Regions from separate parts of the Homo sapiens genome. Here regions 1 and 3 are each linked to region 2. Evidence: chromatin loops called from intact Hi-C (ENCODE). Cell type or tissue: endothelial cell of umbilical vein. All regions are shown on one strand.

What was found. Hi-C counts contacts between places; a loop is a spot of excess contacts. Peaks named below come from ENCODE experiments on the same cell type or tissue, not always from the same donor. Only the 100,000 strongest peaks of a DNase experiment are listed, where the experiment ranks them.
Region 1: a loop joins it to region 2, with 16 times the contacts of the local background. A loop is called at or near these places in 3 of 110 quality-filtered maps.
Region 3: it touches region 2 in a loop (4-fold over the local background); 2 of 110 quality-filtered maps call a loop at or near these places.

What each region holds. Positions count from the first base shown.
Region 1 is chr12:90,249,769-90,257,768 of GRCh38, forward strand. LOC105369892 (a long non-coding RNA gene) reads left to right here and starts at 4,057. Exons shown (of 3, transcript XR_945183.1): 1 at 4,057-4,212; 2 at 6,624-6,736. In endothelial cell of umbilical vein, a CTCF peak has its summit at 4,270; DNase peaks (open chromatin) are centred at 1,203 and 4,093; H3K27ac peaks cover 683 bases.
Region 2 is chr12:89,945,480-89,953,479 of GRCh38, forward strand. It overlaps LINC02399 (long intergenic non-protein coding RNA 2399), which reads left to right and starts at 2,214. Exons shown (of 3, transcript NR_135019.1): 1 at 2,214-2,273; 2 at 2,682-2,769; 3 at 3,996-4,247. The region is part of intron 6 of LOC105369890 (a long non-coding RNA gene); the gene reads left to right. In endothelial cell of umbilical vein, a CTCF peak has its summit at 4,583; DNase peaks (open chromatin) are centred at 2,492, 3,482 and 4,522; H3K27ac peaks cover 3,696 bases.
Region 3 is chr12:90,935,614-90,943,613 of GRCh38, forward strand. LINC00615 (long intergenic non-protein coding RNA 615) reads left to right here. Exons shown (of 5, transcript NR_038868.1): 2 at 3,058-3,140; 3 at 4,536-4,747. Among named protein-coding and RNA genes, the nearest start is that of CCER1, 16 kb to the right of the region's middle. In endothelial cell of umbilical vein, a CTCF peak has its summit at 5,478 (motif pointing left); DNase peaks (open chromatin) are centred at 3,018 and 5,448; H3K27ac peaks cover 253 bases.

The DNA.
Region 1 (8,000 bases), 300 kb after region 2:
CAAATATCTTGTTGTATCTTGTCAATTTCATAGGAAATAATAAAACTCCCCCAATTCTCAGAAGCATGTGACTTTGTGTCCAATATGCAAAATTTTATTTTGGAAGGAAATTGTGTATCCAGGTTATTTTTATTTTCTATGTTGTGCTATAATTAATTTTCAAGTTGCACTGTTAAGAACTTGTTTTTTTTCTCTGTTTATGTTACTTTTATTTATTTATTTGGTATGATGTGTTTAAGCTGCACTTATCTTCGTTCTGATGAACTGGTTAGAGCTTTTAAGAGCTCTTTACAAAGGTGTATTAAAACTAGCTCGAGAGCAAGGATTGCCTTAGTTAAAAAAGGTTTTTTAAAAATGTGTCTCCCCCGAGGAACCTACTCAAATTACTTTAAGAAATAAAAACGTTCGGGGCATGCCTGGCAACTATCTGATGGGAAACAGTTCATCTATGGGAGTGCCTGTTGGGAAGATTAGTCCTAGGGCAGATTGCTCAACCTTTCCTGTGCTGAATAGCTCCTTTGCTTTTTACCTGAAGGATCCAAATTAAAATTGGGGAGGGTTGATTGAGGTGAATACTGGTGGTTTAGAGGCGGCACACACACAAACACACAATGGCATGTTTGAAGCCTCCCGAGAAACAGCATTTTATCCCTGTTCCCCCTACTGTAGATGACATAACAAAAGCAATAATAACAGCATTAACAAAAACGACGATTTATTGAGTGTTTCCTCTCTGCCAGGTACTGAAAACCACTTTCTAAAGTAGTGACTGCTGTATACACTTTCCGCAACTAAAAACTTGAAGTTCAGACTGGGCATGCAATTTAACTAGAAGTAAACCACTAGTAAACAGAAGAGCTGGAGTTTTAATTCTGGTCTATTTGATTCCTAATCCCATAGACATAAATAAGGCCTCTCTTCCTTCCTCTCTCTCTTCCCCTCTTCATCCCTCTTTGTGTTGGCTCCATAGCCAACACCCTGCCCCAATGTTATTTTTTTTTTTCTTTTCGGAAGTCTGTAGGGGCATAGGGCAGGGTCATATTGCTGCTAATGGGTTTAAGTAAGCCATCTAAATACAGAATGTGCTAAGGACAGGCCTGGCTACCCAGTTATAGCCTCCTTTTAGCTTTGGCTAGAAAGAAATCCCCAGAGCAAGTGTTGAACGTGGTCACCCACGCTACTTCCTTTCTTGGCTGAAGGTCAGAGAGAGTGAATTCTGGACCCAGCACAAAGTCTTATTCAGGAAATCATAACTGCCACAACCCAAGCACTCAGAATCTCAGCTTTGAAACTGAGTTTGTGGTCATTGCCCAATTTTATTGGCTTTGATAGTGTGTGGTTCTGGCTTCCAAATAAACATACTCATTTTTTTTTTTGCTGTAATTTTTGACATGCTGCCTTTTGAAACAATAATAGTAACTCTATAAATAAGTAGCTTTTAAATGGAAATATTTCCCAATTTAATCCCCTCTACTAAATATTTAATGAATATGTAATAAATAAACATATCATTCATGGAATAAAATTCTACCATTATCTCTACATGATAATTTTTTTAAAGAGTGAGATTCTCTTCTGGAAAAATCTTTAACAGTAGTTTATTTAGAAACAATATGATTCTGTTAATTTTACTTTCCTTCCTGCAGTCTATTTTGTGGTTGCTTTTATTTCTGCAGTTTTAAAAAGAGATATAAAATTAATTTCTTAAAGAAATTTTGACTCTTGATTCTTCTTAAGCATCCAAAGTATAATCTATGCTATATTGAATGGTTGCAAAAATGAACATGACATAATGTAAATATATTTAATTAGAAAAATAACAAATTTTAAAAAGTAAAATTTAAAAATTGAAAGACCTAATGCTCAAGTTATTTGAAAACGATACATCTTGAGAATTACAACATTCAACTGTTCGCCTATTAACTTCAAGCACCATTAAATGCCTCTGTGCTTGTACATAATTGTGCTGTGAAGGACAAGAGGAATTAACACCCAAAACCAGCTCTACTTCTCTGTGAAACTTGGATGAAACACATGTTGTTTCTTCTCAGTTGGTCTCTTATTCCTAAAAATCATAATTTCCTTGCTTATTTACATGCATGTATTCCTTCTCCATTCCCTAATCCCTAAGAGTATGTCAAATCTCCGTTATTATTTTAGTCCTTAATACCATTACATTTTACAAATTATATGTTTACCTATAATTATGTACTTTTAGAGTCTGATTAATAATGATCTTCTCCACTGTGAGATCCACGTGGCAAGTAGTTTTATGCATTTTATTCATAATATATATCTATATCACTAAAGGCAAGATTGACATAGCATCTGCTCAACAAACTTGTTGAATAAATAAATAAGTCAGTGAAGGAGGGGAAGTTACTATAATCTGTTTAAGTTTTATTATATCCCACTAGACCATGAATATGGTGTATTTCAAAAATTGTTTCACCAAATATAGAACACTCACCATATTTCAGCCACTGTTTAAGGCAATAGAATTAAGCAATGAATACAATCCTATATAGTACCTATCCTCAAGAAGCTAGGAATGAGTGTGAGGTAGGGACACATATATTCAGAGAAACTAGAAATAAATACTATATAGACAGTGGTTGAAGCTATGAAGGGGAAATATAAGGTACCCTGTGAAAGAATATTGGGGGCCTACTTTAGATTGCAGAGTCAGGGTGCCTTTTCTTTGGCACATTTCACATAATTTGGTATTTTTGTCATATTTTTATGCATAGTTTTTATATCTTATTTATCTAACTAGATATAAACACAAGGCATTACACTGTATATCTCCTTGCTTTTTCAAAACTTTAAATTTAATGGTAAACATATAATCACTCATTATGAATTTAGGAATTGGCTGAGGACATATTCTCTTCAAATTACTAAAAATTTAAGGCATAAGCAGAGGCTAGAGAAATTTCTGCTCCCAGATATTGCCAGTAACAGAGGTTAGTCAATAATCCAGCTCAGGGAAGGTCATTTTAAAACTTGACTCTCTTGGGACCTAAGGATAGCTTCACTAGATTTATTTCAAGCCAGCACATTATAGTTTGTCTAAATGAACTGTGTTATTTCCTGTTATTGATACCCATAACTCTTAAAAGCAGTAACTTCTCTTGTAATTTAATTTAGATTGACTCTTGGAAATAGAAACTTTCAAAGAGCATTCTTTAAGAAAGCTGTATTTCCGTTAAGTGCTAACATAAAGAACTAAAAGTAATAATTTATTCTATTTTCTTTCCTGTATCGTCTTTCCATCTGAAATTCACTACTACACCAGTACTGACCGGGACCAATACTAGACTGAAAAATATGAGAACAGAATAAGAGGGGTTGATTGGAAGGTGAGATACTGAGTAGGGAGATCAGAGGCAGGTTTTTCTGTGCAGAAATGGAATTAGAGCTTTTTTGCACCACTCTTTTGAAGAAAAAAATATTTTTACCACTCCTTCAGTCATTTCCAAGATTTAGTTGCCACAGTCCTATCATCTTTTAGTAAACAGCAGCAAAATGTTTCATAGCTCTTTACTTCTCCTTTTTAGTCTGAATGCCTGGAAGCCAAGAAATTTGCATCTCGTTAGCTCGTCAACAAAGACTGAAGGCCACGCAGAGTTTGCACATTCTTCTTGAAATTAAATTTATTATACATTTTTCCTTGTAGAAAGGATTCAGTTGGATAGCAATTTTTAATATTAATTGCTTACAAATATAATAATGTAGGGGCTAGAAAATCCTTTATTCGTTGGTAACACGTAAATTGTTATCAATATATTATCTATTTACTTTCTCCGCTAGGAGGATTAGAGTGAAAATATTTATCTGGGTAATTTGAATGATGTAAGAAGGGGAAAAGTTTCCATCCTCAAGGTTGGGAATAGATGTCAACAATTCCAGATAGGCTTCCAAATCCAGATGACCTAGTTAATTTTATTTCAGGGCAATGAACAGATGGTGTGTGTTCTCAGTCTATCTGGCATTAACGTGCACTCTGTCACCATAAGACTTAACGGTGGCAGATGGCAGTTGCGTTAGCAAACATTCAGTTCTCTCTCTTTGATTCTTCCCTTAGGATTGAGGAAGGCCTGGCCGTGGCTCACAGCTGAGTCACACCTCTCCAGTAAAGCCTGAGGAGAGCATGTCAAACCACCGGAAGACCTCAGTCATGTGGGTTTTCCGGTTCACCCGTGGCAACAGGTACAGCTGGGGCCTGTTCAAAGGCTTGTGGTGGCTATTCTGGTCTCATTGCTAAATCCATCTGGGGTCCAGTGCCACCCCAAGGCCAAGTTAAGCATTTCTATGAGATGGGTGGAGTTTTCTCACCCTCTCGTGGAAAAGTGCCTGGATATATCAGAGCAGCCTTTCATGGCCTCTGTGGACTTTTCTGGATAGAAAAGCAGCCAGCCATATTTAGCAGAGTTTTTTTCCAGCAACATGAATCATTTAATTGTCTTGGTTGATCAATAGAGCATCAAGGCAACAATGTGAGAAAAAAAATGTTTTTCTTTTTAAAGAAGATTCTAGACTTTTCAGGAATCCAGACAAGAATATGTTACAGATGTACTCATGCACTTGCATCTCCATAAAGCGGTCCTTGGCATCCTAATTGCTGTGCACTTCAGATGAGACTAGTGCTTAATTAATGAACTAACTCTAAAATCAACATATAAGAGTCAGCTGGGACTGTGAAGATGCTGTCCTGGGAGATGTTGCAAGTTTCAGAGAATCTAAAAGATAATTTTCATCTTTTAGGAATTACAGAATAAGGGAAATAATGCAAGTGAAAAAATATGGATGGGGGATTTATTAAATCATTTGTCCCTGCTTTATGGGCATGTACTTTTCAATATGCAGGATTTTAAACTCTATACATTTTAAAATTCTCTTTCAATTTTGATGGTTCTTATTCTTGAACTAATCATAGATGTGCAAGGCCCAATAAAGAAAAATGTGATTGATAATTTAAATTGCACATGTTCCATAATGCAGATTTGCTAATCGCCAGAGCTGTGAAACATGCCAGAAAATATATTTTATAATTTATTTCTGGGTTAGCAATTGGAGATAACAAGCAATGTTGGGGGCTTATTACTTATTGCCATCTGAAATATATGCAAGTATAAAATTCCTTTGATCCTGGTCATGGATATTTCACCAGCTGGTATAAAATACTTAATAGTAAGCTGCAATCTCTTTCTGGATTCAAGCCCTGCTTTGCTGAAGAGAGATATAAAACCACTATAGCAGTTCAAATACCACTGGCCTATTGGTTACACTGCACAGGGAACATTATACCCTGCATATTCCCTTTCAGGAACTAACTTACAGCTTCTCTAACTAAATGTGTTGGCAATATATAGAGATAATTTAGAACATTGCAATGTCAATCTTTGAGTTAAAAATATTGGGGTACATTGGATGCATACTTTAAGGCAGGCACTTGTATGAGGTTTTAGATTCATAAATACACTGATTAGAATACAATACATTTTTAACAGTTTATTTATTTTATTTTTTAAATTTTTGTAGAGACAGGGTCTTACTTTGTTGTCCAGGCTGGTCTTGAATTCTTGTCCTCAAGTGATCCTCCTGCCTCAGCCTCCCAAAGTACTAGGATTACAGGCATGAGTCACCATACCTGGCCAAGGGCAGAATACATTTAAAGGAATGATAGAATACAGTCATCTGATCTGATGGATTTATTTCTAGTATTCTTAAATATCTTTCAAAATTTGACTAGTAAATTAACAAGTAGACCTGGATTGCTTTTATACACATTTGACTTGATATTGTCCTATTTCTGTAAGCAAGATTTTGATATAGGATCTCCCCTAAAAACCTGAATTTAAAGGAAAATGCCACTTTGATGATTTCCTAAACATGAGTACAGAACACACTGTAGTTCTAGTGATTTCTAAAGAAGACTATAAATTACATGAATTCTGATACCTTTAGAAATGCAAGCTCTTGTTTTGCTTTATTTTAATTTGCTTTTTAATTATTCATACAATTGCCTCAATACTCTCCTTTGATTTGCTGTAGAGGCCTCAGTTTATAGTAATCTCACAAGAATAGTGCCAAATGTATTTTTTCCTGTTGGCTTTGGAGGTGTTTTCGGGGTTTATAAATATTTTAAAATATATAACCATTGAATTTTAGAGCAGATATAGACTCTGAATTCATTCCAATGTGGGAAGTCTCAGAGAGTTTGGAAGTTAAACAAGGTCACAAAGATAGAATAAAGCTGTCATGAGAACCAACACCTTTAGTTGTCAACGAATGAAGCTATTTTTTCATGGTAATACAACTAAACATTAAGATGAAGTGTCTATAGGATTCCAGTGAATAAAAACCAACAGGAGGAGGCTAAGACTTAGTTACTTAGCTCAAGTGGTTGCTTGTAAGAAAAAAAAAAATCACAAAATTTTTTATAGCAGGATAGCAGGATAAAATCCAGTGGCAAGAAATGTCTACTGCTGGAGTCATAAAGTCTTTCATCAAAAAACTCTATTATAAAATAAATGCTCATACTTTAAGCCATTATTTACCTTATGTAATATATCAAATTTATCTTATATAATATATCAAATATATCTTCTATCATTTAGTAATTATTTTCCACACGAAAGGCAAAGATTCTTGTGTGGATCCCAGAAGGCATCATAGAGGTATCTCTGTCTCAGGCAGGAGTCCTACTTCTTGAAAGACAGGCTACCAAAAGGTAAACTTTACAAACTTCACAGCTTTCCCCAACTCCTAATAGAAGTGAGTAGATGAGTAAAATAAGGTTCTTATGAAGTACATAAAATAATATCTCAAGTACTCTGCTGAATGCTTCTTAAATATTATTTGATTCTTGTGTAACAACACCCTGAAGTAGGAACTGTTACCACTCCTATATTATAAATGGGATAACAGAGGTTTAGAGAGTTAGGGCCTTTTCCTAAGATCACATGACTGATTTACAAAGCTGAAGTTCGAATCCATGTCCATCTGAATCCAAAGATTCTGTTTTTATAACCATCAGCTCTATAATGGCTAGGTTTTGCAGGCAAAAAACACAGGATACTGAAAGGCATGTCATGTAAAGACCTGTTGAGCTTCAGAAGGTCAAGATATTTGGGTTGAGTCCTGCTGAAATGGACTCTCAAGAGCTGATTGTTAAATATTCAGGAATTTTGCAAGTTAGCTGTTAAATTGTTGATAGCTTGAAATGAGCTATCGTGGAAGTATTTACACCACCGAAATTGGCTACAGCTACAAAACAGGGTTTTGTTTCCACAGAGTTGGTTTTCCAGCACAACACTAGGTACTGGAATACTGGAGTTACAAGACAAAATGTATGAAGGAAAAAAAACAATAGAGGAATCTAGAAATGTACATTAAGGTCAGTTTATAAAGGGCCCAGGTAAATGTGGTTACAAAGTTTTTGGAATGCAAATCCAATTATGGCACCCTTCAATCTATAACCCTCCAGTGGCTCCCAAATGAAATAAAGTCTAAGCTTCATTTCCTTACATGAGAAGCCCAGAGAGAATGTGGCCTATGCTTTCCTCTTCAATGTCATTTTGTAATTCTAACCCTCTCACCCTCCCATCAAGCTACAGCCATGCTGGTCACCAGGTCCCTAACAAGCCAAGCTCTTTCCAACTTTAGTCCTTTACATTAGTTTTTCCCTTTGCCTACTATGTTATTCTAGTTTTTGCATAGTTGTGTCCTTTAGATCTCAGCTTAAATATCACCTCCAGAGAAAGGCTTTTCTTGATCTACAAATCTAAAGTAGCTGTCTGGTAAGTCCCTCTCTTTTATATCAGTCCATTTTAACACTCTGCTTGATACTTAATGATGTGGCACGGGGGTTAAATGCCTTGCTTCTGAAGCCAGACTGCTGGGACCCATTATTACTCCACCACGGAGTAGTTGTATGACTTTATCAAAGTTGCTTGTCTCCACTATTCAATTTCCTATTTGTAAATAGGATGTAA
Region 2 (8,000 bases):
ACATAGTCAGTGATACCCACATAAGACTGTATGAGTGTAAATATTTAAAAAATAACTTACCAAACAAATATGCAGACTACTATCCATTTGCTATTAAATCAGGGATAAGAGCTTCTATTTTACCTGGTACTACTTCCAATTGAATTAAAAAAACCCATCACCATAAAAAAGGTAGGTTGGGCCAGTCACTTTTAAATTATAGAAATTTCTATCATTTTGTCTAATGGAATAATAGACAACTCAGGAAAAGGCCAGGCAGCACATTTCTGAAATACAGAACTGGATCGATGTGCTATGATTTTCATTTCAAGAGTGAGTAGACGTGAAAAACTGAAATTAGTTTGTCCGCAAGTCTCTCTCCTTTCTTTGCAGTTTGTGCTGTTCTTTCCTTGGAAGAGAAGAGTTGTGTAGGCTGACAATGCTGGTTCCCAGTACCCTCACCCCTCTCTGCCATTTCCCTCCATCCTGGATAAAAGAAGGCAGATTTATCAGTAGAAACTGAATGTGGCTGTGGAAAGCATTTTACCATTTGTCCCCTAAATATCATTTCATAGAGGATTCTTCTCTGGCATGGAGATCATATGTTTTGGATATTCCAGGAAAGTGTGAATTTCACATATTCTATTCCTCTGTCAGGCATGTGTACTGGTTTTGGGTTAGGGGTAGAATACCCACTTACTCCGGGTAGGTCTCTAAGCATGATAGTACATTTTTGGGTGCTAACCAAGACTCAGCCATGAAAGATCTGGGAAAAATGTAGCATTAATCACGGGGCCAGGACATATTAAGAAGAAATTTCTCACACATGTGATTCTAAACTGCACATTCTTAAACAGGTTTTCCATCTCAATTTTCAATGGACTTTATTGACTTAGTCCATTGCATGAAGGCTCAAGGTGATTTTGCTTTGAAACACTCAAAGAGAGCCTTATTGAAATATGTTATTGATGTTGAAAATGACGCTGGATAAGAATAGCTGTCCTAAATGGATCTTTGACCCCTTAATGTAATCAAGATTATCAGGGATTTTTTTCCCCCTCTTGAGGCAACGGTTTTGTCATGGAAAAAAATGAGTGAGAACAATCAGAATGTTTTCTAGATTAGATACTAGGTGTCGGAATACAGAAGATGTCTGTTCTGGCAGACTGATTATTTTTCCAATACCAAGTACAGTACAGTTTCTGGTTTACAATCCCCGCCTTCCCTGGTGCCAGGTTGCTTTGCCTGAAAACTCCCATCCCAGGAACTTGAAGCACCATTCAATACAGCTACAGTATACAGGGCAAAGCTCCATTTCAAAGGTCAATGTATAATGAGATAGGAAGAATCAGCTTCTAGAAGGGTATGAAGTCCATATTTGAATGGTTCTCAAACTTATATTCTGAAGGGAAACTTATTACTTTTGTTTCTTTTCCCAAATTTGGTCTTCCCAGATGTTAAGGATCCTGGTGTCAAATTGGAACCCAGCCTACTTGACGTTGAAGTCTCCAGAATATAGTTTGGCTTCAGGGAATGTAGCTGCCTTGTGCGGTATCTGGAAGAGGCTTCTTTGATTGTGACTTTTACTATGTGGCCAGTTCTGATGGTCTGGTGTATTTTCAGAAGAATGTTGAACGTAAGGTTAATCAGGGAGATTTTAATTTATTGGGCACTATAGACGTGAAACTTTTTAAAAGCTGATGAAAATATTTGAAAACTGGAAAAAATTATAGGCTACAAAATAGAAATACACTGCAAAATGAAAGTTTCAAAAACAAAATTATAAAAATCCTTTTGCAGCATAAAGAAAAATGTTATGTTTAGGATGAGATTGGGTATGTATGTATGTATTAACATGTTTGGTATGATGTGGGCAGAGCAGGAAGGGCTCAGCTATGAACCTCTTACTGTGGCCCTGCGGCTGGGCATATTGAGATACAGCAATAGATACTTCTGGGTTTAAATAAACACTTTTTCTTTTCTGGATAAAAGTTTATTGTTTCTGGTTTGCCTCTCAACAAGAGATACTAGTAATACCAGCTTCGATCTAAAAACTTCAATTTCCTATGACAGCAACTGAACAATGTCTTGAAATTCCATCATTGTTAGACTGGGTGGGAAAATTCTAGCTGAACCTGCTTCTTTTATTAAGAGGATTGGGCTTTGTGACCTCAGAGAAGAATTTTGGCAAAACAGATATGCTGATTCTAGTCCTGGTAGCAATTGCTGGGCTCTCAGCAACTCTTCATGTGGGCTCTTCCCTTCCCCCTTTCAAAACTTGCAATTAACCCTGGGTAAGAGCCTTTTTTATTGAAATTCAGTTGAGGGACCCATAATTTAACTGTACGTCAGGAAACAAGAGAGACAGAAACTAGGAGTTTTGCCAGACACCGGGGAACAGCTTTATATTATCACGGAATCCTCAAGTTGGAAGGGGCTTTCAAAATCCTCCTGCTCAACCCCCACACTCTACAGATGAAGGAAGGCAGGAAGGCCAAGATGAGAAGTTACTTACTCCAGGTCTTAGAGGTGATTTGTGATTTGTGGCAGAGAAAGGATTAGCAAACAGGCTCCTGACCTTCTGTCTCACTCCATGCTGACTGAGAGTGGAAGAAAAAATAAAGTCCACTTTGGTGTGGAAATGCTTTCTACTAAGATTAGAGGAGAATGAATCATTGGAATTTTTTTTTTTTTTTAAACAGTGATTCAGAGCAAACTGCGTAGAGTATGCAAGATACAGGGAAACACTGAATCCTGGGGCTGACAGTTTACATCCTGGCTGTTTACCAAGTGTGTATAGACATGGAGTCTTTTGATTCTGCTTGTTGAATAATTATATTTGATCTTAAAATCTCCCCAGCTATACTGTGATAGGTTTTGTGCCTTACAGTTTATGAAGTCTCCAGTTATTAGTGTGGGCAAAGTCTTGTTGTATATAGAGAACAGCTTGTAAATTTTTTGCTCTGAGAATCTCCAAGGTGAAATCCACTCATATATACTCATTGCTAATAGGAATAATGATAGATTCTGTGCTTTTCTTATTAAGTGTTGAGTTGATTTGGATGCAGCAGTTCTGCAATTTCCTAAAATACATCTTTGTGTTTCAGTAATGGAAAGCTCAGAAATTCTCTACAGAGATATTCTCTCACTTTTAAGCCCCACCTGCTATTTAGGCAAGGCAAATATTCCACTGGTGGAAGATGTAACTCAGGGCTAATAATCTGCTTTTCAGAAATGTTATTTCCAAGATATTGACAGAATGACTTCAAACTCCTGAGCAAAGCATAGGGAGACGGATTTCCTAAGAGGCAGAGTGTTTTCTTTAAAAAGCTCTGCAACAAGCCCAGGTTATCTTTTACAGTCTGGAAGATAGCAGTTTAACCAAGATAAAAAGCTGTAAATGGTTATTAATCTACAACAGCCATTACTTTTGCACTGGGACATGATTTTTCCACTGAGCCCAAGCCTGTTCCAGGTTGGATTTCTGATTTCTTTCCATTGAATGAAAGGACAGGGCTGTTTTTACCAATATAATGACACTTCCTTTTCAACAAACAACAGAGCAAAGGCCCTTGTTTTTGTACTCTTGTCTCTACATAACTTTGCTTTTGTGGTGCAATGAATGGCACAGTTGTCCTCTTCTTTATGTTTTAAAAAATCATACTTTTGCTAAGTTGCTAGGAACTATATACATTTTAGTTTACTTCATAAACAACTGAAATAATAAAATTCCTATTTTTCTGTTCTTGAGGGACTAAGGGCCCTTTTAAAAAGCACTTACTGTCTCTCTCTCTGTGATTTTAATTTTAATTTCCTCATTCAAAAATGACAATAACAATATTACTTCAAAGGGTTATTGGGAGGGGTAAATGAAATAATATGTGTCTGAGAAAGTATATGTTAGTTGTCCCTTTTGTACAAATGAATGAAATGATTTACTCAATTGAAATCCATGTTGGCCAAACTTCAGCTCCGGATTAGACACTGATGAATAACTTTTTTTTTTCTTTTTATAGGTCCATCTTGAAAATCTTACTGTGATTCATGAATATAAATATTCAGTATCTTTCACTGTATCTATGCCCACTATTGAGCAGGTCTATATTTTCAGTCCTGTTTATATGCTATTTACAATGATCGTCAAACACACTTAAGCAATTCCTTTTTATTCCTCATGCAATGGGAAGTAAGCAAACATTCCATGAGGTTCATTTTATGAAGCAATAAAAGAAAGTTAGTCATCAAATAAAATAAAATGGTAAAATCAAGAGACTTACTTATTCAAACTGTTTACAATCTTTCAAATAAAAATAAAAATGATTTTATAGAAAACAGATATTGAAGTAATACAACCTTTAAGCTTCCACTTGCATCCCAGATTGGACCCCACCTAGAAGAAATTTGGAATAGAGTGAATTGAATTTAGTGGTTGACTCATAATCTGGGCAAGAGACTTTTAGTCTTTCCCTTCCTGTAGTTTGCTGATTTCCCTAGAACACTTACTGCCCTTCAGAACAAGCAGGCTTCTATGGTAACCAGTGAAGTAAATGGACCCCGTTGCCAGGAAAGGTACATGAAACAAAACCAAAACAAGGCAGACAGGAAGACAGGGGCTTCCCTAGCGGTTGAATTAAGAGTTGTCAGGGGAAACATAGAAATACAATTATGAAACAGCTCAGTGCGATGTGTTAATATTGATTGTGATAATGATAGCAGTAGCATATGGATTAATATGTGGTAAAAGCTGCGGCCTTTTTCTTTCCTTTTAGAACTTTGCCTTTGATTACATATGCACAGATTTCTATGACACTGTTCAATAACTAACATCTATTGAGAACCAACTATTTGCCAAAATTTTACATTTAGTTTTAAAAACCATTATAGCCACCTTAAAAGTACATTGTGATACTAATTTTACAGATTCTTCCAAACTCAGTTTATCAGCCATCCCTGATAAGCCACTTAGGTCTCTCAGTCAAATGGTCCAGTGGAATCCTGTGGAGCTCTTAGAACGTTTGTAATTATGCAATTAATGATCATAATACTTAAAGTTTAATGTTCATGTTCTCTGCCAGTTTTTAGAGTGAGACAAGCACAATGCCTTGTTCACTGGCCCATCTCTAGAGCCTGGCATGGTAGCTGGCACACAGTGAAAGCTCAGTAGACACCTTTGGCTGAGATATAAAAAGACCAAGGCTTTCTGACTTTTGCTCAATTGTACACAAGTATTGAAACCTCAGCCAGGGGCTTTTCACTAAACACTCTGCCTGAGATGTTGTTTTGTCTTAAGAATTCAGAGTACATAGACATTCTATCCTCTTGGGTATTAATCACATTTCAGTAATCTAAAAAAGAGAAATAGTATTTTCCCTCTACTTTAAAGATGCAAAAAAAGAGTTTAGTGTCTTGCCTGAAGTCACACATGCTCTGTAATAATAAATAGGTTGATGATGATAACAATGGTAATGACTTACAAAAACATGGCAGGACTGGACTCCTAGCTTCCAGCTGCACGCTCTTTAGACAAAGATTTCCCAAACTTTTCCTTACCATATTTGACTGATTTAAAAAATATATATGTAAAATTCTACCATAATTGTTTTTACATTTGTCAATTTTTTTTCTTTTTTTGCCCTCTCTTTGAGGGCAACAACTTTATCTTTTCTCTATTTTCTCATGTTGGATTCTTTCACTTACATGCCAATTCAGTAAATGTGTGCTAAATGAATCCTGTTGCCAACATCCTTATGACTGCATGTGCTGGTTAGTATCTTTCTTCTTTTACTTGTGTCAGAATAGTGTAGGTTATCCTGTGATAACAACTCTAAAATTTCAGGTTATTTCTCATTCATGGTGTCAGGGAGAGCTTTGCTTATCACTGTCACATACGGAGTAAGGCTGAAGGAGACTCTGTCATTTTATGACACTGCCATCTAATGACGTCAGGCTTCAGGGTTCACCCCAGCAGGGGATGAGAAAGAGCTGGCAAGTCAAACACAAGCCATAGAAGCCTTAGTCCAGAGTGTCATTCACATGCCTTTGGGCAAAATGAGTCACATGGCAGCATCTAACTTCAAGGGAACATGGAAATGTAATCTCCTTTCTAACCAAAAGTAAATAATTAGAAATTGGTGGACATTAACAATGCCTATCATACAACCATCATCTATGGAGTCAGGCTTTGTGAAAGAAAGAAGGTAGATGCAGATAGGAAGCCAAAGGGGGAAAAAAAAGAGAGAAGATCTGGGAGGGGGAAAGATGGATAGGGAAAGGAGAGAGGAATAGCTCAACTGCTATTCTGACAAGATTAGCTCCATTTCCAAAGGAGAACTAAGCCCTTAAATAAACCAGTCTTGTCTTACCTGTGCCTCCGGATCATGCACATGACTCATTAGTGAGTTGATTATATTTTACCATTGTTGTTCATATTTTGTCGATGTTCTTATACCATTGTGGGTCATGGTTCATTGGGACAGACAATTTTTAAGGTTTCCTGGATTGTCTTTCATGCATGAGGTATAGAACTATAAAGATTGCTGCCTTCAACTTGAGGTAGGTGTGACAAAGAAATAAAACTAAGAAGTAGAGGTGTGTTTGCCATTGGAATGCGTCATTACTGTCTTCCTCATCTTTCTTTCACTAAGTAAAGTTTCTAACTATACTCCTTCCTTGCTGGGGTTGAATACCACAGAGGAAAGAGTTGTGAATATCTTATTTATCATTGTATTCTCAGAGTCTACAAGTACCAGGCAAATAGGTAGTGCTCAGTAGATAACTGCTCATTGGTGGCTTGAAAGGGGCAGCTTAGCAGGCCCAGTTATAGCATTTTTTTTTTTTTTTTTTTTTTTTTTTTTGAGACGGAGTCTCGCTCTGTTGCCCAGGCTGGAGTGCAGTGGCGGGATCTCGGGTCATTGCAAGCTCCACCTCCCGGGTTCACGCCATTCTCCTGCCTCAGCCTCCCAAGTAGCTGGGACTACAGGCGCCCGCCACTACGCCCGGCTAATTTTTTGTATTTTTAGTAGAGACGGGGTTTCACCGTTTTTAGCCGGGATGGTCTCGATCTCCTGACCTCGTGATCCGCCCGCCTCGGCCTCCCAAAGTGCTGGGATTACAGGCGTGAGCCACCGCGCCCGGCCGTATAGCATTTGTAATTAAAGGTTTATTTCCCAAAGTGGGCTCTTTGGGGAAGGGAATTGCAGAACTACTGAAGTTACCTTTCATCTGATGAGTTGTGCTGTAGGCAAGTTAAATAGGGAGGCTGTTTTTAATCTTTGAGTTGGGCCTTGGCAAGATTTGCTCAGTTGTTTTCTTTTCAGTTGGTAGTTTGGAAGTCCCAGCAGTATAGCTTATGGCTGACAGTCAATTAGTTGTGAATTTATTTTTAATCTTCAGCAAATGTCCCTTGTGAACAAACAAAGGGTGCATGATAATTACCATCAACTACTGTCTCTTCAACTCCCCTGTGTGCTTGGCAAAAGTACTGTGCAAAACAGACAAAATATAGTTCTAGTGTAAGGGATCTGACAGAGCAAATAAGGATCATTAACTTTGCCATAGTTTTTAAAAATAATTATTTTATGTGGGAGAGTGATTTTCTTATTATCTGATAAAGTGCTTCACGGAGGGCTAGAGATAGAAAGAAGATTATAAAAGAAAGAGGAATAAAGATAGAGCATGTAAATACCCAAAGGGGTCCTTTGATTACTGTACAAGTTTAATAATTAGAAAATAATATGATTACCAGTTGATGATGATAGTTTATGGAGGAGTTGATAAGAGGAACATTTTTGGTAACATTCTGGTACTTTTGTATGCTCATTTAACTGTCCAACTGCTATAGAATAAATGTTAGAATATATTTGATAGCCAAAGTATAATTCTGAGGCTGTTTCATTCATTAAAAAATAAAGAAAAGGAATAACATTATGTTTGTTATGTACAGAAACCCTTTCCTCATCCTTCAATCAGGGACAAACATCTACTCAATTGTAAATAAACCTTTAAAAATATATCTTTATCTG
Region 3 (8,000 bases), 990 kb after region 2:
ATTGGAGACTTTGTTCATATTTTCTCATTATTTTTTCTTTGTCTTTGTTGGATTGGGTTAATTTGAATACTTCGTCTTCGAGCTCTGAATTTCTTTCCTCTACTTGTTCAATTCTATTGCTGAGACTTTCCAGAGCATTTCACATTTCTAAGAGTGTGTCCAAAGTTTCCTGTATTTTTAATTGTTTTTTCTTTAAGCTATCTATTTCCTTGAATATCTCTCCCTTCACTTCTTATATCATTTTTTTTTTTTATTTCCTTGCTTTGGGCTTTATCTTTCTCTCATCCTTCCCTGATGAGCTTAATAACTAACCTCCTGAATTCTTTTTCAGGTAAATCAGGGATTTCTTCTTGGTTTGGATCCATTGCTGGTGAACTAGTGTGATTTTTGGGGGGTGTCAAGAAGCTTTGTTTTGTCATATTACCAGGCTTGGTTTTCTGGTTCCTTTTCATTTGGGTAGGCTCTGTTGGAGGGAAGGTCTAGGGCTGAAGGCTGTTGTTCAGATTCTTTTGTCCCATGGGGTGTTCCCTTGATGTAGTACTCTCCCCTTTATCCTGTGGATGTGACCTCCTGTGAGCCAAACTACAGTGATTGTTGTGTCTTTTCTGGGTCTAGCCACCCAGAGATCCTGGCTCTGGGCTGGTACTGGGGGCTGTCTGCAGAGTTCTGTGATGTGAACCATCTATGGGTCTCTCAGCTGTGGATACCAGTGCCTGCTCCAGTGGAGGTGGTGGTGGGGTGCAATGAACTCTGAGTGTTCTTAGGTTTGGTGGTTGAATTCTCTTTTTTTGTGTTGCTTGGCCTCCTGCCAGGGGGTGGCGCTTTCCAGAAAGCATCAGCTGTAGTAATGTGGAGAGGTACCAGCAGTGGGCGGGGCCCTATAACTCCTGAGATTATATGCTCTTTTTCTTCTGCTACTAAGGTGGATAGGGAAGGACCATCAGGTAGGGGCAGGGCTAGGTGTGTCTGAGCTCAGACTTTCCTTGGGTGGCTCTTGCTGCAGCTGCTGTTGGGGAAGGGGGTGAGATTCCCAGGTCACTGAAGTTGTGTACCTAGAAGGATTATGGCAGCCTCTGCTGAGTCATGCAGGTTTTCCAGGAAGTGGGGAAAAGCCAGCAGTTGCAGGCCTTACCCAGCTCCCACACAAACCAAAGGGCCTCTCTCACTCCCACCGTGCCCCCGCACAATGGACCCAAGTCTGTTTCCAGGCGGAGAGCAAGTTGGGCTTGAAAACTTGCCTGAGGCTACCTGCCTCCCAGCTGTGAAAGAAAAGGGCTTGGTTCTTCCCATGCCTGTGGAGTCTGCACACCAGATATGTGCCCTCCCCCAAGTTCTGGCCAGAAGGCTTCTCACCCTGTTCAAATTGTTACAAATTTCAGCTAGAGAATTCTTTCTCTCTGTGGAGTTTTACCCCCTGCTCCTCTGGTCACCCTCCCTATGGATCCCTGCAGTGCCAGGCAGGAATGGCCTGCTAGGGGATGCAGCAAGCTCCCAGGGCCTTTCTGCTGCTTCTTCTACCCCTGTATTTCACTCAGCTCTCTAAATTGACTCAGCTGCAGGTAAAGTCAGAAACTTGTCCTGCAAATGGACCTTCAGCTTCTCCAGTGGGGGTGTGTGTTTGGGAGAGAAGGGTCTCCCTTTCGCAGTTCTGCAGTTGGGGCCTTCACAATATTCGGGGTGTTTCACAGGTCCTGCAGGAGCAGTCTGCTTCATTCAGAGGGTCTGTGGGTCCTCTCGGGATTGCTGGTTTGTTCTCACAGTTGATCTGGAGCTAAAATTCATAAAGTGAGTTTCCACAAGCTGCTCTGTCCTGAGCTATAATCTAGTCCTTCCTCCTGTCTGCCATGATCACTTCTAGATCACTTTTAAATTCTTAGATGGTATTTTCACATACTAAAGTTTGAGAGTCACAAATCCTAACTTCAAAAGTAACACAAACAAGTCATTGAAATTTGTTAATGCACAATTACCTTATATGTAAATTGGGGATAACTGCATTCACCTCATAAGATCACTGTGAAGATTAAATCAGATAAAACCAAGATAAAACACATGAAACATGCAATGTTTGGTACTATTTTTTGTCATTATTATTGACTTCGAGTTTATGGTTTCCTGGGCCAGTTCAATGGAAAGAGAAGAGATAAGATATTTTGAAAGACAAGAGATAATATATTTTTAAGAAAGCAATTCGAGTAAGATTGTGAAATGTATACATTACTGATTACAGTGAAGCCAGAAAAATTTGGCAGAGTGAAATAAAAATGAGTTCTGGAGGGTCTGAGACTCTTAACAATTTCAATTTCAAAGAAAATTTGTAATTAACTTATCTGGAGAGTTAGCAGGATGGAGAGTGGAAAGAAAGCCTGTGCTCCTTCACCTTAAATTTCCAGAATCAAAGTGTGTGTGCATGTGTGTGTGTCAGTAGTATGCATATAAAATTGTTGGAAATGTGATAATACTATCAAACATACATGAAATCTACTACAAAGATACAAAACATATGACATTGGGCATTTGATATGTGATGATTTAAAATCCTTGAGAGAAAATAAAATCCTATCTCTATTGCATCCAAATAATCTTTTTCTCTCCCCTAAAATGTTGTGTCAGTCTTTAGGACAGTAAAGGGTTAGAGAACACAACAGGGGAAAATTGTCAAAGAACAGGAGGTTAAAATGTAAGATTTCCTAGTTCTAGTGCCTCTTGGCTATGTCAAGGTGCAAGATATAACTTCAAAATTAAGTTATTAAAGTGGAGTTGAAGAGCAATGGGGCTGCGGTCAAAGGCCCATGACAGAGATTGTTGCATGGATTTTCAACATAGCTGGAGGATGGCAAGGTTTGAGGGTGAGAAGAAGATTGTACTCTAGAGGCAAAGAAATAATCAGTGAAAGGGGGAATAGAATACAGGAGGCTGACTGATGAAAAGTCGTAGAGTGTAGTGGAACCACAAGTCAGGATATGCACCTCGTTGACATTAGGTCGAAAGAGTAATGCTTTATAAGTGAGTCAGCATTGTGAAGTTGAAAATTCTTCCTGCTTCCCTTTCCTCCAGTTCCCATGAGCATGAGAGAAGAAGCAATGCACGCTCCGGCAGATTCCTAGGAACCAAATACCTCTGAGGAGCACCAGATTTCAGTAAGACAGAGATCTGATCTGTAAAATGGTTGAGAATGTGGGGAAAGCCATTTATTGTGGAGGCGGCAGGCACAATTTCTTGACTGCTCTCAGTGCCCTGAAATAGAGCCTCACTCTAAAAAAGGGACCCTGCTTTTGGGGCTTAATGCTCTGTGGACATATCTTGAAATTCTTAACAAGATTATCTTGGAATTTGTGTTCTGTAAATGGAATCTGATGGAATATTAGTGGATGTGCCAGAGCTTGGAATCTTGGCTCACCTGTGGTACTGCCTTTCCACTGCTTTCCCACCTCCTCACCTTCTCAGGACAGAATCACAGCTATCTGCTCCCCCTCACCTGCCCAGTGACCACTGCTACCCATGGTGGAGGCCTAAGCATGGGTCTGGGAAGGGACAAGATCAGGTGTATGAGCCCCACAGTTTGAGTTGTGGGCAGGACCCAGGTACCTGTGAGGGTTTGCACTTGCCTCGCATGTATTTCCATGCCCCAAAGAGCATGAGATTAAATAACAAAACAAAAGAACAAAAATGCCACATAACTGGTTTAGAGATAAATCACAGGAGGAAAGTGAATTTTTTTTTTTTTTTTTTGGCCTACTTTTTGTACAAAGAGGCTTGCATTGACATTTTGCGCTGGGCTCCACAAATTTTGCAGCTGGTTCTGATTGGAGGTTTCCAAAGGTCACAGTGGAAAGAGTAGAGAAGGCAGGCAATGGTGAAGAGTTGGGAAAAAGGAACATCAACAAGACTTTATGGGAGGATGGATTCATACATTGAGATAATGGAGCTGATGAACTTAACATTTTGAAAAGTGGCCAAGGGTAAGTTTGCAAGATACAGGAAGTTAGTCTGTCAAAGATCCAAATGGAACTCTGGCCAAAATTTTAGTAAGTACACTGAACTCCAGTGCTTAATTCTATTGCCCATGGCCTCTGCTCAGGGTACCAAACATAGAGTTGAGAGGTTCTTATAAGTTGCTTCAATAAATCCTTTCCCAGGGGCTATTTAGACACTTCACTTCAAATTTGAAACCACTCCTCATAGTGAATACAGGAGTAAACTCATGTTATTTGTGAGCAGGACGAAGCCAAGGGAAGGCAGTGGAGACATAGTATGAGTCTAATTGTGAAGAGCTGGTTACAGCCAAAACATTAGTGAACTTACAAAGGAATCAGAAAATTCTTTGAGTCTTGGGTTTCCAGTGGCCAACTTTTTAACTCTAATGAAAGACCTTAATTCTTCTCAGGTTTATCTGTAAAATGGGGATGATGATGATTCCTGCTTTTTGACTGCTCAGGGCTGTTGCAAATGTCAAAGTACATAATTAATATAAAGTTTCTTTGCAAATAGCAAATATCGTTATTTTAATTCTATACCCTTTTTTTTTTTTGAAGGCTTATGGGATGCTTTGATTGCTCTGTGGCTGCATTTAGGAGAAGGAAGCTGCAGTCATGCGTCATCACTGCCAGCCTCACATCTCTTGACAGTTAAAGCCTTAGGGTGGAGCAAGGGAAAATTTAAAATAACAAATGAAGCAAAAGCAAGAGGTGATGTTCCAAAGCAGAGGAAGGCTAAGTTTATATATACAAATGTCAAGTGTGTATAGGTGAGTGTCTCAGAAGGTTTATATGTTCTATATAAATATAGAAGTAAGTAGACTCCTTGAATAGGAAGAAAGGTCTTTTTCTTCTGAATTTTAGAATATTTTCTGCTCCATATCATTTATCTACATCTAAGTAGTCTGTTTTTCTATTTTAATGTCTCCTCCTGTCTTTCAATATATTACGGAATGGGCTAAGATGTAAGCGGGCTTAACCTTGCCTAGTCACCTGTTTCATTCACCAGTGGGGTACCCCACCTAAAGGAGCTGTCACAAAAGAGCAGCTATGAACAGCATGAAAAACAGCAACAACAATTATAACTCTAAAGAGGTGGATGAAACCCATTGTTATTTCATTAAACAACAATGTTGGAGTTTTAGGAAAAAAAGCTGTAAGCAATGAGTCCAGAAACTAAAATTTTAGTATGATTTATCATGCTACATCCATAATTAACCAATATCCCAGAACTAACATTTTTGAAATATCTTTTCTCCAACAGACATTTAAGTTCTTAAAGTAGATAATATCTATATATCCAGTTTTGTAAGGTTTTTGAGAAGAGGCTTTAAATTTATATTGTGTCCCCACCAAAAAATTGTATTTCCCTTCTGTGTAGATGAAGGTAGTATTATTAATAGCTAGAGTGGGGTATATATACATTTATATTAACTCAATTTTCTTACATGGAAGAGCCTGTACAGCTTCTTTGAAAAGATCGCCACCTAGGGGAAATTAACAAGAGTTAATGCAACATCTGCAATGCACCACATATGCTGCGTAATATCTAATGGCGTATGTATTTAAGGAAAAAAATATGCAAAACTGTGTCATATTTCAGCAAATGTGGTGGGCCACCTAGGAAAAATAGACTACCCTGTAGACCTAGAAAGTGTGCTTGTGCACAATTTTATTGTTATTTCTAACACAGAACTGCATGTAGCTTTTGTTTATTCATTAGGGCTTGATTTTAATGACTTTCTCCATATCCAGAGAGATTTTTGAATATAGAATTTTTTACAAAATAGATATCCATCTGATTATGAGTATAAAACTTATATTTTTGACAATTTTTACAATTAAAAATAATAGTTTTAATTAGTACAATTGTTAAGATTCTTACATGTAAAAGAATTTCTATCTCAATTAAGCCTCAGAAATTAACAAAGATGTTTCTCCTTAAACTCATTTATTTGTTTCTGAGAATTTATAACAAGATCTCCAAATGAGGGCAAGTAAAGTGGGAAATAATTTAGTTGGTTCATTCAAGTAAAAATGGGTTATTTTACTGTACTTGAATTTCTGATGTTTTTGATAAATGTCTTAGAGAATCACTGCATTTTCTGTAAGCACATTTAACATAAAATATGATCCACGTTATAATCTTTACATGCTATGTTGCAGATATGGGAACTTGAAAGAATGCAACATATCTTTAAGTTGAAATGGATACTTTAGCAGCCATGAAAAATTTATGTTTTGTTTTATAAAAACAAGCTACTAATTTCAAAATCAACTTTCTAAAAAGTCAAAGTATAATTTTAAATTAAATCACATGCTCTGAAGATAATTTTTGGTTAATTAGATACTTTTGGATCATAAATTTTAATGCATCAAGATTATAAAGTAGGCAAGAGTCTAATAGGGAAAAACTTAAGGGATTATTTGAAAAAGTTTTATGTATGCTGTGTTTACAATTATTAGAACAGTTGTCAAACTGTCTAGTGACTGCCTGTTAACTCAGTCTTCCCCATTAAGTGGAAAACCTCTTGGTAACAGTGAGTATTTTTATATACAATTATTCCTGAGGTGCTATTTGAGCAGTGTCTGTTCTGATTACTTGGTGCCCGTAGAACCAGTGGTTAAACAATTTGAATATAACTCCTAGATGTATCAATAGCATTTAGAAGAATGCCTGGCATTTAGAAGGAACATGCGACACAATGGGTAAATGAATGAATAAATAGCCCCTCAAATTAGGCCTGTCCCCTGCGTTAAGTATATGCTTATAGAATCTATAACCCTCTCACAAAAAAAATGAGTCTACTGTAGAAGGCATAGTTAATCTTTGTAAGGTAAAGGTAAATATGAATTATTCTATCCCTTTTGAGATTATCCCTGCCATAATCATCTTGATAGATAATCAAGAGCTAGAGGTACACCAAAGGAAACTGTTATGTCATATGAAATTATATGTATGTAATTATTTATTTTGTGTATATATATACATATTGTGTGTATATCTCTCTATATATAGATATAAAATTTTAGAAATCAGTAGTATATTTGATCATGGAATAGAAAAGATTCTTTGATGAACTAAGATGAATTTATATACCTGGATAAGTAAACTTGATATTTTATCCCTGCTTATTAAAATCATTTAAATTATTTGGCAATCCATCTGTAACATTCCTTAGCTACGCTAAATTCAAGAAGCACTAATTATCTTCACTTTGCAAGGTGAATATGTTTTAAGGTACACCAACATTTAAACTCTCTGTCTTTTCCTTTACTTCTAGCTGAATCTGATGGTACTTTTAGTGAAATAGGAGTTATAATATCTTACCTATAATAGTGTTCTTAGACGAGTTCTTATTTCTCACTAAATCTAATCCATATTGTTTATTTAGATTTTTGCCTGCCCTGAAATGTGATACTTTCATGGCAAATCTTTTCAACCTTTAACTTTCATTCTTCATTATATCCATTTTCTTTCAACAGACCTCCAGATAGTGCTATTACTTTGCTTTTATACTGTATTTTATTTTTTTCCTAATTGTGACTGCCACATAGCAGCTCTTGGGCTCTTCTCCTGCCAGTAGCTAGCAGTTTTCCATTTCTACCTACTTCCATTAGTAAAGGCTGATTCCTAATTTAGAGAATTAAGAATTCTGCAATCAGAGTGAACTTTATACTTTCACCTTAGAAGAAAGGGAAAAGGGGCCAGGGAACAGTTTTAATGATGTGAATATTCTAGCACAGTTTTGCACTCTGCTTCTTTACTCTCTTTAAAATGTCTCATCACATAAATAATTTATCACAGAACTTTTGGACATCAATTACTGAGACTCAGCACTTTTTCCAGGACAGCATTACAATATGCGGTATGACTGCAAAAGTTTGGCTTTGGCTATTGACTCAAAGTTATGTCCTTGAATAATCTGAACTGAATCTAAGATTTCATCACACTCCCATCCATTTCAGAGTGGACTTAATGATATAAGGAAACAGACTATGTGGTTTCCAACCTCTGTCACC